2 separate regions of the Homo sapiens genome follow, and region 2 is linked to region 1. The links are chromatin contacts, found by Hi-C or POLR2A ChIA-PET in ENCODE. All regions are on one chromosome and are shown on one strand. The core of a region is the stretch at or near the end of the contact, and the rest is flanking DNA. Distances in the headings are between cores, read along the strand shown.

What was found. Hi-C counts contacts between places; a loop is a spot of excess contacts on that map. ChIA-PET counts read pairs that join two places held with the same protein, here RNA polymerase II (POLR2A). Pooled maps may share reads with other maps.
Region 2: a loop to region 1 is called in a pooled map, with 3 times the contacts of the local background. The contact joins two enhancer-like sites. A Hi-C loop is called at or near these places in 3 of 37 single-sample maps with no recorded cell type and 7 of 50 pooled maps. POLR2A ChIA-PET finds 5 or more read pairs at or near these places in 1 of 52 experiments (B cell).

Annotation. Positions count from the first base shown.
Region 1 is chr14:102,806,156-102,813,118 of GRCh38, forward strand. The region is part of intron 1 of TRAF3 (TNF receptor associated factor 3); the gene reads left to right. Among named protein-coding and RNA genes, the nearest start is that of TRAF3, 32 kb to the left of the region's middle. RefSeq lists silencers at 3,529-3,688, 5,498-5,607. Within about 2 kb of position 1,461, at least 7 of the 41 ENCODE cell types and tissues checked have a DNase peak (open chromatin) inside an H3K27ac peak, as active enhancers do.
Region 2 is chr14:102,525,190-102,531,898 of GRCh38, forward strand. LOC105370680 (a long non-coding RNA gene) reads left to right here. Exons shown (of 4, transcript XR_944239.2): 2 at 72-219; 3 at 5,667-5,839; 4 at 5,949-6,102. Among named protein-coding and RNA genes, the nearest start is that of MIR4309, 11 kb to the right of the region's middle. RefSeq lists an enhancer at 3,549-4,050. Within about 2 kb of position 2,847, at least 3 of the 41 ENCODE cell types and tissues checked have a DNase peak (open chromatin) inside an H3K27ac peak, as active enhancers do.

The sequences.
Region 1 (6,963 bases), core at 211-2,710:
CCCTACAGCAAAGAGTTTTCGGGTTCAAAATGTTAGTTGCGCCAAGGTTGAGAAACCGTGGCTTGGAAATTGTTCATTCACCATACTCTTCTTGATTTCTAGTGAATGTATGACTGTTAAGATTTTATGTTTTCATAAGGTGAGGTACTTTCTACAGAAATTCAGTCTCTTTAGTCATTAAACAGCAGAGGGCACTTGGAGGCTAGAGTGCCCAGAAGTCCATCAAGCCAGTCTGGATAAACCCTTCCCAACATGCCATAATTTACATCAAAACTTTGGTTAGCAGAATGGGAATTTTTGAGTAGATACCATTAGAAAAATAAAATAATTTTCCAGCTGTGGTTCCCAAGTTCCCCAAACTTATGTCTTTAGTCCAAGCTGCCCCTTGAGCTTCAGCTTCGGACCTGCATATTTATTTAACAGCTATTGAGTCCTTGGTATGTGCCGGGCACCCTCCTGTGTACCAGGGCATGGCAGGAAATGATATGGGCAGCTCCCTGTAGTCATGAGGCCTGTGTTCTAAGGCAGACCTTGAAGACAGGGAAGTCCATGTGCTGATTCCAGAAGAATAGAGGGGGCCTGGCAGGGCTGGGGGGAGGTCAAGAGTGGAGTGCTTCATACAGCTGGTCTCAGAGGGGCTCATTGTCCCGGACCTGCAGGACAAGGAGGCGTTTTGTCCACAAACCTTGAGAGTGAGTGAATGGGGCATGACTGGGGCCACTGGGTGTTATTGCTTGAATGACACCTAACCTGTCTCTAGTGAAGCTCTTGATTCCTCCCTACCCCCATCCAGATGCTAGAAGACTGGGGAGCATTTCTTGGTCCCTCTTCTCTCACAATCTGTCGTTGGTGCTCACTTCTGCACCCTGTTTTCCCACGTCCCTGGTCCCCAGCCCAGGCAAGCCTTCTGCTGATGCCGGTGGCCCCAACTTGTCTATCCACTTCACCCCAGTTTTCTCCAGGCCTTTCTCCATGCTGCTGTCAGAGAGATCTAAACATAGGTGGCCTCCTGCCCTTCCCTGAAAACCCTTTACGGCCTCTGACTGCATTCAGTGCACCCTGCATTCCTCCTGATAAGGTCTTGCGTCTCCCTGCTGCCCCAGCTTCAGCCCCAGGAGCCTGCCTGCCCAGGAGGCCATCATTGTTCCCCCTGGACACTGCCTGTCCTGCCTGCTGCCTTGTCCTCCTTTCTCCAGGGGCCTGGGGCCTCAGTCTCTCCATGCCTGCACCTGGAGTCCTGTTGCCTGTGTCCTACAGTTTCCTCCTCAGCCATCCCCACAGGGCTGTGTCCCTTTCTACTAGCCATGTTTATTTTCTTGTGGAGATGGGGTCTTGCTATGCTGCCCAGGCCGGTCTTGGTCTCCTGGCCTCAAGCAGTCCTCTTGCTTTGGCCATCTTTAGATGATAACTCACTCACCTGTGCTGCCTTTCACTTGGAGGATGGGTGGATGATTCACAGGGACCTGCCCTCCTTCCCGCAGAGTTGGGGTTTTTGTGTAGGGGATTTTTCTGTCAGTTATTTTTTCCTCACCTTTCAGAGTATTAAAAGAACTAAGCCATTAGTGGTGAGGCATGAGGGCAGCGACCACAGCTCCAGGGGAGCTCTCTTATCCCTACAGCTGGCAAATGTTCCACCCTGTTTTTATGGCACACAGAAAGGTAGGCGCATAGTGATGTTGTTAGTAAGCTTTTGAAGTAGAGCATGGTGAGTTAGTTGGCCTTTTTACGAAAAAGGAAATGGAAAACTAGCACCATGGCCTTGGCATAATTACTCCAACATGCAAATCAGTACTGGAAGGAAGTTGAGGCAGCATACCTCTATGCTCCACTAGTCCTTAAGACACGTCTGAAAGAAATGAAATTTTATTTTGTTAGAGGTGAAGGAATGCATGGATGGAATGCATGGTCCAGGTGTTTATAACTGTGCATTTATTTGGCGGTTGTTTTGGATGGACAGGAAGTGGGAGGGGAGGGCACAGAGAGTCACTTTGGCCACGTCCCTGGTTTGCCACAGGCTGATACTGGAGCATTCCTAAGTTTCGCAATGGAGATGGATGTGAAAGAAGAACACACTAGGCCAGGTGCGGTGGCTCACACCTGTAATCCCAGCACTTTGGGAGGCTGAGACAGGCGAATCACCTGAGGTCAGGAGTTTGAGACTAGCCTGGCCAAGATGGTGAAACCCCACCTTTACTACAAATACAAAAATTAGCCGGGTGTGGTGGCACATGCCTGTAATCTTAGCTACTCAGGAGGCTGAGGCAGGAGAATTGCTTGAACCCAGGAGGCAGAGGTTGAAGTGAGCCGAGATTGTGCCACTGCACTCCAGCCTGGGCAACAGAGCGAGACTCCATCTCAAAAAAAAAAAAAAAGAAAAGAAGAACCATACTAGTCAGGTGCTAGAGGGCTTCCAAGGCAGCCTCCAAGGGAAGGAAATGTCTGAGAAGTTATTTAAGAGGATTTGTTGGAACAGAAAAACTTCCAAATTGGTCTAGAAGGTGGACCCTAGCTATAGACGCATTTTACAGGACATAATGTAAATATTAAAGGCACATTTTCAGTATTTGGGGAAAATATGTCCTCTGAGTCGAATGACCAATGGCTGTTTCTAGAAAAATTTTAGTTGTAGTTTTAATTTGATTGTCTTGAGCATGGTGATAGATTGACTTTTTTTTTTTTTAAGACAGTCTTACGCTGTTGCCCAGGCTGCAGTGCAGTGGCACGATCTCAGCTCACTGCAGCCTCCACCTCTTGGGTTCAAGTGATTCTCCTGCCTCAGCCTCCCGAGCAGCTGGGATTACAGGTGCGCGCCATCACACCCAGCTAATATTTATTTATTTATTTATTTTGAGATGGCGTCTCGCTCTGTCACCCAGGCTGGAGTGCAGTGGCGCGATCCCTGCTTACTGCAGCTTCTGCCTCCCAGGTTCGAGAGATTCTCCTGCCTCAGCCTCCCAAGTAGCTGGGACTACAGGTGCGTGCCACTACACGCGGCTAATTTTTTGTATTTTTAGTAAAGACTGGGTTTCACTGTGTTAGCCAGGATGGTCTTAATCTCCTGACCTCGTGATCTGCCTGCCTTGGCCTCTCAAAGTGCTGGGATTACAGGCATGAGCCACTGTGCCTGGCCGCACCCGGCTAATTTTTGTATTTTTAGTAGAGACGGGGTTTCACCAGTTGGCCAGGCTGGTCTGAAACTCCTCACCTCAGGTGATCTGCCTGCTTCAGCCTCCCAAAGTGCTGAGATTACAGGCGTGAGCCACCGCGCCTGGCCTAGAGTGACTTTCTTAAAGCTCTGTGTCTCCTGGAAATGGAATGTATCCCAAATGAGGATTATTTTTAAGCTTTATAATAAAATCTTTCACAGCATAGACTTTTTTTTTTTTTTTTTTTTTGAGACGGAGTCTTGCTCTGTTGCCCAGGCTGGAGTTCAGGGGCGCAATCTCGGCTCACTGCAAGCGCCGCCTCCCAGGTTCATGCTATTCTCCTGTCTGTCTCCTGAGTAGCTGGGACCACAGGCGCTCGCCACCACACCCGGCTAATTTTTTGTATTTTTAGTAGAGATGGGGTTTCACCATGTTAGCCAGGATGGTCTCAATCTCCTGACCTCGTGATCTGCCCGCCTCGGCCTCCTAAAGTGCTGGGATTACAGGCATGAGCCACCGCGCTTGGCCCACAGCATAGACTTTTAAAGACCATGTAGGCAAGAACAGATCTTTAAAGGGAAACCTCAGTTTGGCTTTTGAAAGTTCATCTGATTGAAGTTAAACTGATGAAACATACTCCATCCATGCATTACCAAAAACGTTGGAGCACGGCATGGCAGTAGTATCTAAAACAGATTGGCAAACTATGGGTCTAAGAATAGTTTTTATGTGTTTAAAGGATTGTAAAAATAAGCAAAGAAGAATATGTGACCCATGAAACATAAAATAGTTACTGTCTGGCTCTTTATGGGAAAAAAGTTTGCCAACTCTTGGCTTAAAGGGTCAAGAATGCTTTACCAAAAAACAAACAACCCCCTCCCCCCTACAACTGTAATGTTTGAGCAGGAGTTTTACAAGATAAAGAATTTTGATCTTGAGGGGATTTGGGTGAGGATGGGGCGGTGCAGTGGGAGAGAGAGTATAGATACTGTTCATCACACCCAGTGCAGTCGGCTCTGGTGGGAACATAGGGTGACCTCAGTGTGTGGTGAGGACAGTGATCATGGCCCCTTTTACAAGTTGAAGCTTAGTTCTGGAGTGGTGGACCATCAGAAGCTTTTAAGTAGGAGAATGTCAATGTCATAAATTAGAGTTAATTGTGAGAAATTGAAATAAGTATTCCATTTTTTTCTGAGATGTGCTCTCCTGAACTTATAAAGTAGTTCTTCAGAAGTGTTTGCAGTGTTCACAAGACACTGGCTCTGTGGTATTTGACATGCAGATGGGCCCAGAATTCCTGACTTAAGGCTAAAGATTTATCTTGAGCTTATCATGATGTGGGCTTATGATTGTTTTGATCAGCAGCTGACATCTGTGAAGCCTCAGTGATCCTATAAATTGAGGAACCTGAGAGAATCAAGAGAAAGACAACAATTCTTGCTGATGTCAGTAACTGTATTTCACCTGTTAAACTTCTGCATGGAGGAGGTCAGTGTTGTCTGCTGTGTCAGCATCAGCCTACCTGGGTGTGGACGTATTCTTTGGGAGATGAAACGTAGAAAAGGTACCCCGAGTCCATTACACATTCTGGATTCCCAGAAATAAGACATCTCTGAGGGCAGAACCTTTACAGTCACTTACATCAAGAAGGAATTCTTCAGGAGAAAGCTCGGTAAAGGTATCTTAACTTTGTATGTATACCCAGAGAAAACACATAAAGATAAAAATAAAATAATTTTCCTCATTATCCCCACACCATTAGCATCTTGGTGTATAGTCTTTGCATCTTTTTTCAGTATGTATGCACTTAGATCATCTTGTAGGACGCCAGTCCCATGCATTATACACTTTGTATCTCACAGTGGAGTGGAGGACAGCCTGATCCTTAAGGGGATGCCGAATTGCTGCATCCCCATGATTTTTGCTGCTTTGATTCTTCTCATGAGCCCCGTTGCTGCTGTCTGTATTAGCGTCCTTCTGAGCAAACAATGGGTACCTTTTTTTTTTTTTTTCTTAAGAGAGAGTCTTGCTATGTTGCCTCAGGCGGGAGTGCAGTGGCTATTCACAGGTGCTGTCGTACTGCCCTGGATGATAGTACACTGCAGCCATGAAGTCCTGGGCTTAAGCAGTTTTCGCCTCAGCCTCCTGAGTAGCTGGGACATTAGGCCCGTGCCGCCATGCCTGGCTCTTGACCATTCCCACAAGCCACACCTACAAGGAGCTCAAGGAGCTGTTTGCGCTGTAGGCGGTTTTTTTTTTTTTTTTTTTTTTTTGGTTTTTGTTTGTTTTTGTGCAGAGGTCAGATCTCTTGTCTCATAGTGCAAAGGCGATGAAGGCCTTCATTACAGTCTCTCAATTTGACTCTCAGTTTGATCGGAAGTTGCTAAGATGGGCTGACATTGTGAGGAGGATACTGCTACAGCAGTAGTGTGTGTGTGTGTGTGTGTGTGTGTGTGTGTGTTTGTACAGACTGTCTCACTCTGCCACCCAGGCTGGAGTGCAGTGGTGCAGTCATAACTTACTGTAACCTTGAACTCGTGGGCTCAAGTGATCCTCCTGCCTCAGCCTCCCGAGTAGCTAGGACTGTAGGCTTGTGCCACCATGCCTGGCCCTTTTTTTTTTTTTTTTTTTTTTTTTTTTTTGTACAGACAGGGTCTTGCTGTGTTGCTAAGGCTGGTCTCAAACTCCTGGCCTCAAGTGGTCTTCCTGCTTCAGCCTCCCAAAACACTGGTATTACAGGAGTGAGCCAGAGCACCTGGCCTGAAGCTATATATTATTGTTAACTGCAGTCATCCGACAGTGCTATAGAACACTAGACTCTGTTCCTGTCTAGCTCTCTCCCCATTTTTCCCATCCTCCTACCCTTCCTAACCTCTAGTATCCTGTGTTTACTTTTGACTTCTGTGAGATCAACTTTTTTTAGCTTCCACATGTATTAGTGAGAACATGTGGTGTTTAACTTTCTGTTTTTGGCTTATCTCACTTAATATAGTGTCCTCCACTTCTATCCATGTTGCTGTGAACGACAGGATTTCATTCATTTTTATGGCTAAATAGTAGTCCATTTTGTATAGATACCACATTTTCTTCATCTGTTGTTGGACACCTAGATTGATTCCCTGTTTGGCTATTGTGAATAGTGCTACGGTAAATATGGGGTATAGATGTCTCTTTGATGTCATGATTTCCTTTCCTTTGGATAAATTCCCAGTAGTGGGATTGCTGGATCATATGGTAGTTCTATTTGTAGCTTTTGAGGAAATTCCATACTGCTCTCCATAGTGGCTGTACTAGTTTACATTCCTACCAATAGTGTGTAAGAGTTGCCTTTTCTCAGGCCGGGCGTGGTGGCTCACGCCTGTAATCCCAGCACTTTGGGAGGCCGAGGGGGGCGGATCACGAGGTCAGGAGATCGAGACCATCTTGGCTAACACGGTGAAACCCTGTCTTTACTAAAAATACGAAAAATTAGCCGGGCACGGTGGCGGGCGCCTGTAATCCCAGCTACTCAGGAGGCTGAGGCAGGAGAATGGCGTGAACCCAGGAGGCGGAGCTTGCAGTGAGCCGAGATAGCGCCACTGCAGTCCGGCCTGGGCGAAAGAGCGAGACTCCGTCTCAAAAAAAAAAAAGTTGCCTTTTCTCTGCATCCTGGACAGTATTTGTTATTATTTATTTGTTTATTTATTTAGTTTTGAGGTGGAGTCTCGCTCTGTCGCCAGGTTGGAGTGCAATGGCACAATCTCGGCTCACCACAATCTCCGCCTCCCAGGTTCAAGCAATTTTCCTGCCTCAGCCTCCCGAGTAGCTGGGATTATAG
Region 2 (6,709 bases), core at 1,597-4,096, 280 kb before region 1:
TCTAATATGGGTTAAACCAAATTCAACACCATCAAAATAATGTTCTTCCATTTGCACACCCACTTTCACAGTAGCAGCGTTCCCAACAGCCAAAAGGTGGGAGCAGCCCACGGGTCCACGGACGGGTGAAGGGGTGAGCAAACAGTCTATACGGACAGTGGAGAGCTCTTTAACCGCAGAAAGAAGGAAATTCTGCATATGCTGCAACATGGATGAAAGGTGAACCCTGACATTATGCGGAGTGCAATAAGCTAGTCACAAAAAGACAAATACTGTAGGATTCCACTTACATTCTGTGTCCAGAGTAGTCAAATTCAGAGAGACAGGAAGTAGAATAGTGGTTGCCAGGGGCTGGGAGGAGCCGTGAATGGGGAGGTATTGTTTAATGGGTATGGAGTTTCGGCTTAGATTGAACTGTACGCTTTTTTTTTCCTTCCTTCCTTCCTTCCTTCCTTCCTTCCTTCCTTCCTTCCTTCCTTCCTCCCTCCCTGCCTCCTTTCTTCTTTCCTTCCTTCTTTCTTTTCCTTCCTTCCTTCCTCTTTTTCTCTTTCCCTCTTTCCCTCCTTTTTCTCTTTCTCTTTCCTTCCTTTCTTTCTTTTTCTTTCTTTCTTCCTTTCTTTCTCTTTCTTTTTCTTTCTCTTTCATTCGTTTGTTCCCTCCCTTTCCTTCCTTCCTTTCTTTCTCTTTCTTTATTTTTCTTTTCTTTCTTTCCATTCCTCCCTTCCTCCTTCTTTCCCCTGACCATGGCAAAGACGTGAACTGTACACTTAAGCATGGTTTAAACGGTAAGTGTTATGTGATGTGCGTTTTACCACCATGTTTGAAAAAGGTTCTTCTGTGCACCCCAGAACCCATCCTGCGTGGGGATCCACAGAGCGCCCAGCCCAGCCTCTGCATGGCATGACCAAGAGCATTTGCTCACCGGGGGGCTCACCGTGGCCTGAGCTAGGGCAAAAGTACCAAGCCAGGATGGCCCTACCCAGCCAGAGCCGGAGACTGAGGGGTCAAACTGGGGTACTTTCCTCGTCTGCAAGGAGAACTCATAGCAGTCCTCTTTAAGGTTCTTTTTTTTTTTTTTTTTGAGACCATGACTCACTCTGTCACCCAGCCTGGAGTGTAGTAGCGCCATCTCAGCTCACTGCAACCTCTGCCTCCCGGGTTCAAGCGATTCTCCTGCCTCTGCCTCAGCCTCTTGAGTAGCTGGGACTATAGGCATGCACCACCATGCCCAGCTAATTTTAGTATTTTTGGTAGATACTGGGATTCACCATGTTGGTCAGGCTGGTCTTGAACTCCTGACCTCAGGTGATCTGCCCGCCTTGGCTTCCCAAAGTGCTGGGATTACAGGCATGAGCCAACGCGCCCGGCCCCTCTTTAAGGCTCTCAAGGGCCCTGTCTGCCAAGGAAGAAAATGCCATCCCAACCCCCAGCCCCACCCCCACTTCCATACACACGTTGGCCTTAGTGGGGACTAAAAGCAGAGAGGAAATGGAGGCTTAGAGAGGTCGAGTGACATGCCCAAGGTCACACAGCCACAACCGGAAGCCAGCAATTCCAATGGCAAAATCCATACTCTCTCTAAAACTTTGCTTCTGAACTACAAGAATGAGAGCCTGGCGAGTGCAGGCTAGGTTGAGGAGAAGCCACCGGACAGACACAGAACACCTTCCGGCGCACCAGCCTTCCGTGGCCATTTGGAGTGGGAGGTGCAAAATTGAGCAAATGCATAAAACCTAACTTTTGCATCACACAAGGATTCCCATGTTGCAGGGGTACCGCGTAACACTCGCATGGAGTTTTTTGGTTTGGGTTTTTTGTTTTGTTTTGTTTTTTTGTTTTGTTTTGTTTTGTTGAGACAGAGTTTTGCTCTTTTTTTTTTCTTTTTTTTTTTTTTGAGACGGAGTTTCGCTCTTGTTGCTCAGGCTGGAGTGCAGTGGCGTGATCTCAGCTCACTACAACCTCTGCCTCCCGAGTTCAAGCGATTCTCCTGCCTCAGCCTCCCAAGTAGCTGGGATTACAGGCCTGCACCACCAGACCCAGCTAATTTTGTATTTTTAGTAGAGACGGGGTTTCACCATGTTGGCCAGGCTTGTCTTGAACTCCCGACCTCAAGTGATCTCCCTGTTTTGGCCTCCCAAAGTGCTAGGATTACAGGCGTGAGCCACCACACCCAGCCTCACGTGGATTTTTGATAAAGCAAGGTTCTTCTGTGATAGCAGCAGGCCTCCATTATCCTGGTCAATTGGCCTGCACAACTAGGGAAACAATGGTGGAAAACTTCGAGAAGCTTGTGTTCCACCTGCCACCAATGGAGAAAGCACCACTCCACTGTGACATGCTTCCTGATGACTCGCTGAACAGAAGGATGCACCCTCAGCCACCAAGGGTGTAGTTTGTGGGTGCCTCCTGGGAACATCAGGTTGGCAACACAAATGCCAGCCCCTCACCCTAGAGTGATTTCAGAGTGTCTCATCTCTTAACTCTGAGTCACAGAGCGGTGGGGAGGAAGACATGGGGCAGGGCAGGGCAGGGCAGGGCTGGGCGTGGCGTGGCCACTCATGGAGCAGAGGGAAGGGTGGAGAGGTGCACTCTGAGTTTGTTGCCTTCATTTGCTTTGTTGATGAAGGAGGAGCCTGAGGGGCCTGGCAGTGGGACTGAGGCTCTGGGCCTTCCTGCTCCCCTGGGTTTGACCCAGACTCCAGCTACCCAGGCATTGCCAGGCAGTATCCTGGGGAAAGGTGGGACCTGCTGCTTCCCACGCCTGCCCTGTGGGATGGGGAGGGCTTGGGGAAGGTGCTGCTATGCCCTGAGTCCCCGGAGCCAAAGACTCCCGAGGGTGACAAGCAGCCCTGCCCGACCTCAGGCCCAGGGGTGATGGCTGTTGGTGGCTCCCAGGCTGAGTCACTGTAGCCTTCCCGTCACTCTCTCTGACACCCAGAGACTGGGTCCTGCCATCCTGGGGTAAGGCAGGGGGCAGGAAGGTGCTTTCGAGAATGTAGCCCTGGCCGGGCACAGTGGCTCACGCCTGTAATCCCAGCACTTTGGGAGGCAGAGGTGGGCAGATCACCTGAGGTCAGGAGTTTGAGACCAACCTGGCCAACATGGTGAAACCACTAAAAATACAACATATACTAAATTACTAAATAAAAAAAATACTAAATACAAAAAGTACTAAAAATACAAAAAAGTAGCTGAGCGTGGTGGTGCACACCTGTAATCCCAGCTGCTTCAGAGGCTCAGGCAGGAGAATCGCTTGAACCTGGGAGGTAGAGGATGCAGTGAGCTGAAATCGTGCCACTGTACTCCAGTCTGGGAGACAGAGCGAGACTCTGTCTCATAAATAAATAAATAATAAATAAATAAATAAATACGTAGCTGTGCCAGAGGCTTAGGGAACTGGGAGTGTCTTAGGGAACTGGGGACCTAGGAGGGGAGGCCACGTGGGTAGGGCTCCCACCCCACTCACTTCAACTGGACATTCTCAGTTCAGGAAGTGATTTTGTTATTGTTGTTGTTGAGCTTCTGAGTAAAATTTCCTGTGAAAAGGGGTTTAGCAGGCGGGCGCAGTGGCTCAAGCCTGTAATCCTACCACTTTGAGAGGTCAAGGCAGGAGGATCGCTTGAACCCAGGAGTTCAAGACCAGTCAGGGCAGCATGGTGAAACCTTCTCTACAAAAAAAAAAAAAAAAAAAAAAAAAAAAAAAAAATTAGCTGGGGGTTGTGGCGTGCACCTGTAGTCTCAGCTACTCGGGAGGCTGAGGTGGGAGGATCACTTGAGCCCACGAGGTTGAGGCTGCAGTGAATGGCAATCACACCATTGGACTACAACCTGGGTGAGAGAGTGAGACACTGTCTCAAAAAAACAAAAATTAAAAAAAGAAAGAAAAAGGAGTTAACTACTAAAAATCATTTCTGGGCCAGGTGCAATGGCAGAGTCCCAGCTACTCTGGAGGCTGAGGTGGGAGGATCATTTGAGTTCTGTAGGTGAAGTCTGCAGTGAGCTGTGAGCACGCCACTGCACTCCAGCCTGGACAACGGAGCAACACCCTGTCTGAAAAAAATATAATAAATTAAAAATAAAGCCTGGGTGCAGTGGATCATGCCTGTAATCCCAGCACTTTGGGAGGCCTAGGTGGTCGGATCACCTGAAGTCAGGAGTTCGAGACCAGCCTGACCAACATGGAGAAACCCGGTCTCTACTAAAAATACAAAATTAGCCAGGCGTGGTGGCATATGCCTGTAATTCCAGCTACTCAGGAAGCTGAAGCAGGAGAATCACTTGAAGCTGGGAGGCAGAGGCTGTGGTGAGCCAAGATCGTGCCACTGCACTCTAGCCTGGGCAAGAAAAGCGAAACTCCATCTCAAAAATAAAATAAAATTAAAAAATAGCCGGGCGCTGTGGCTCACACCTGTAATCCCAGCACCTTGGGAGGCCAAGGCAGGCAGATCACAAGGTCAAGAGTTCGAGACCAGCCTGACCAACATGGTGAAACCTCATCTCTACTAAAAATACGAAAATTAGTCGGGCGTGATTGCACGCCCCTATAGTCCCAGCTACTCAGGAGGCTGAGGCAGGAGAATCGCTTGAACCCGGGAGGCGGAGATTGCAGTGAGTCAAGATGGCGCCACTACACTCCAGTCTGGGTGACAGAGCGAAACTGATCCCAAAAAATAAATAAATAGAATAATGAAGATAGAAATCATTTGGGGTCCCTGCACCCTACATAAAATGTCAAATCATAAACCCCAGGGCCTACTCTGAACCAAGACCTCTCTGTTCCTCACTGTACCTCCTCAGAGAAGAAACTCTGGAAGAGCAAGAAAAGTGTTAGACTCAGAGTCAAGCGGACCCAGTAGAAAACCCCAGAAAAGGACAGCTCAGACTCAATGGAAGCTTATTTTTCTCTCATTGTGAAGATGTCGGCCGGGCGCGGTGGCTCACACCTGTAATCTCAGTACTTTGGGAGGCCAAGGGGAGTGAATCGCTTGAGGTCAGGAGTTCGAGACCAGCCTGGCCAACATGGTGAAACCCCGTCTCTACTAAAAATACAAAAAAATTAGCTGGGCGTGGTGGCAGGCGCCTGTAATCCCAGCTACTTGGGAGGCTGAGGCAGGAGAATCACTTGAACCCGGGAGGTGGAGGTTGCAGTGAGCTGAATTGTGCCACTGCACTCCAGCCTGGGCAACAGAGCAAAATGCTGTCTCAAAAACAAAAACAAAAACAAAATCTGTTTAGAGGGGCCCAGGGCTTATATGGCAAGGAGTGTCACAGTGTCAGGAACCTGGGCTGCCTTTATTCCTTTCATCCTGTGGCTCTGCCGTACCTGGTTTTATTTTTTTTCTTTTTGTTTGCTGTTGTTTTTTGAGATGGAGTTTTGCCCTGTAGCCCAGGCTGGAGTGCAATGGCGCAATCTTGGCTCACTGCAACCTCCGCCTCCTGGGTTCAAGTGATTTTCCTGCCTCAGCCTCCAGAGTAGCTGGGACTATAGGCTCACGCCACCACGCCTGGCTGATTTTTTGTACTTTTAGTAGAGACGGGGTTTCACCATGTTGGCCAGGCTGGTCTCCAACTCCTGACCTCAGGTGATCCACCTGCCTCAGCCTCCCAAAGTACTGGGATTACAGGTGTGAGCCACTGTGCCTGGCCTCTTTTTTTCTTTTTTTTAGACACAGAGTCTGGCTCTGGGGCCCAGGCTTGAGTGCAGTGGTGAGACGGGAGAATAAGTCCTAGAGGAAGGGAACCTGAGGACTTCCCAGAACTAAATCAGATGGAGAGGAGAGAGGAGGCATTTCAGCTACGACAGGAAATATCCTCTTCATTTGCATAGGGCGTTCACCAAGTAAGTGACTTTGTAACTTCATCCTCTTCATTTACATAGGGTGTACACCCAGTAAATAGCTTTGTAACTTCACTTCAGTAACTCACTTTAAGCCTCTTCATTTACATAGGGTGCACACCAAATAACCAATGGAAACCTCTAGAGAGTATTTAAACTCCAGAAAATTCTGTGACGGGCTCTTGAGCCAACGTGCTCCGGCCGCTCCCACTCTGTGCAGTCGACTGTACTTTTGTTTTCAATAAAACTCTGCTTTTGTTTCTTCATTCTTTCCTTGATTTGTTTATACGTTTTGTCCAATTCTTTGTTCAAGACACCAAGATCCTGGAAACCCTCCAACGCTAACAGTGGCACGATCACAACTCACTGCAGCCTCTCCTGGGCTCAGGTGATCCTCCCACCTCAGCCTCTCAAGTAGCTGGGACTACAGGCCCACACCGCCATGCCCGGCTAATTTTCGTGCTTTTTGTAGAGATGGAGGTCTCCCTCGGTTTCCCAGGCTGGTCTCGAACGCCTGACCTTGTGATCCGCCCGCCTCAGCCTCCCAAAGTGTTGGGATTACAGGTGTGAACCACCGCGCCCGGCCTGGACCCTCCATTTCTTTTTTTTTTTTGAGACAGAGTCTCGCTCTGTTGCCAAGGCTGGAGGGCAGTGGCTCTATGTTGGCCCACTGCAAGCTCCGCCTCCCCGGTTCACGCCATTGTCCTGCCTCAGCCTCCCGAGTAGCTGGGACTACAGGCGCCTGCCACTACGCCTGGCTAATTTTTTTGTATTTTTAGTAGAGACTGGATTTCACCATGTTAGCCAGGATGGTCTCCATCTCCTGACCTCATGATCCACCCGCCTCGGCCTCCCAAAGTGCTGGGATTACAG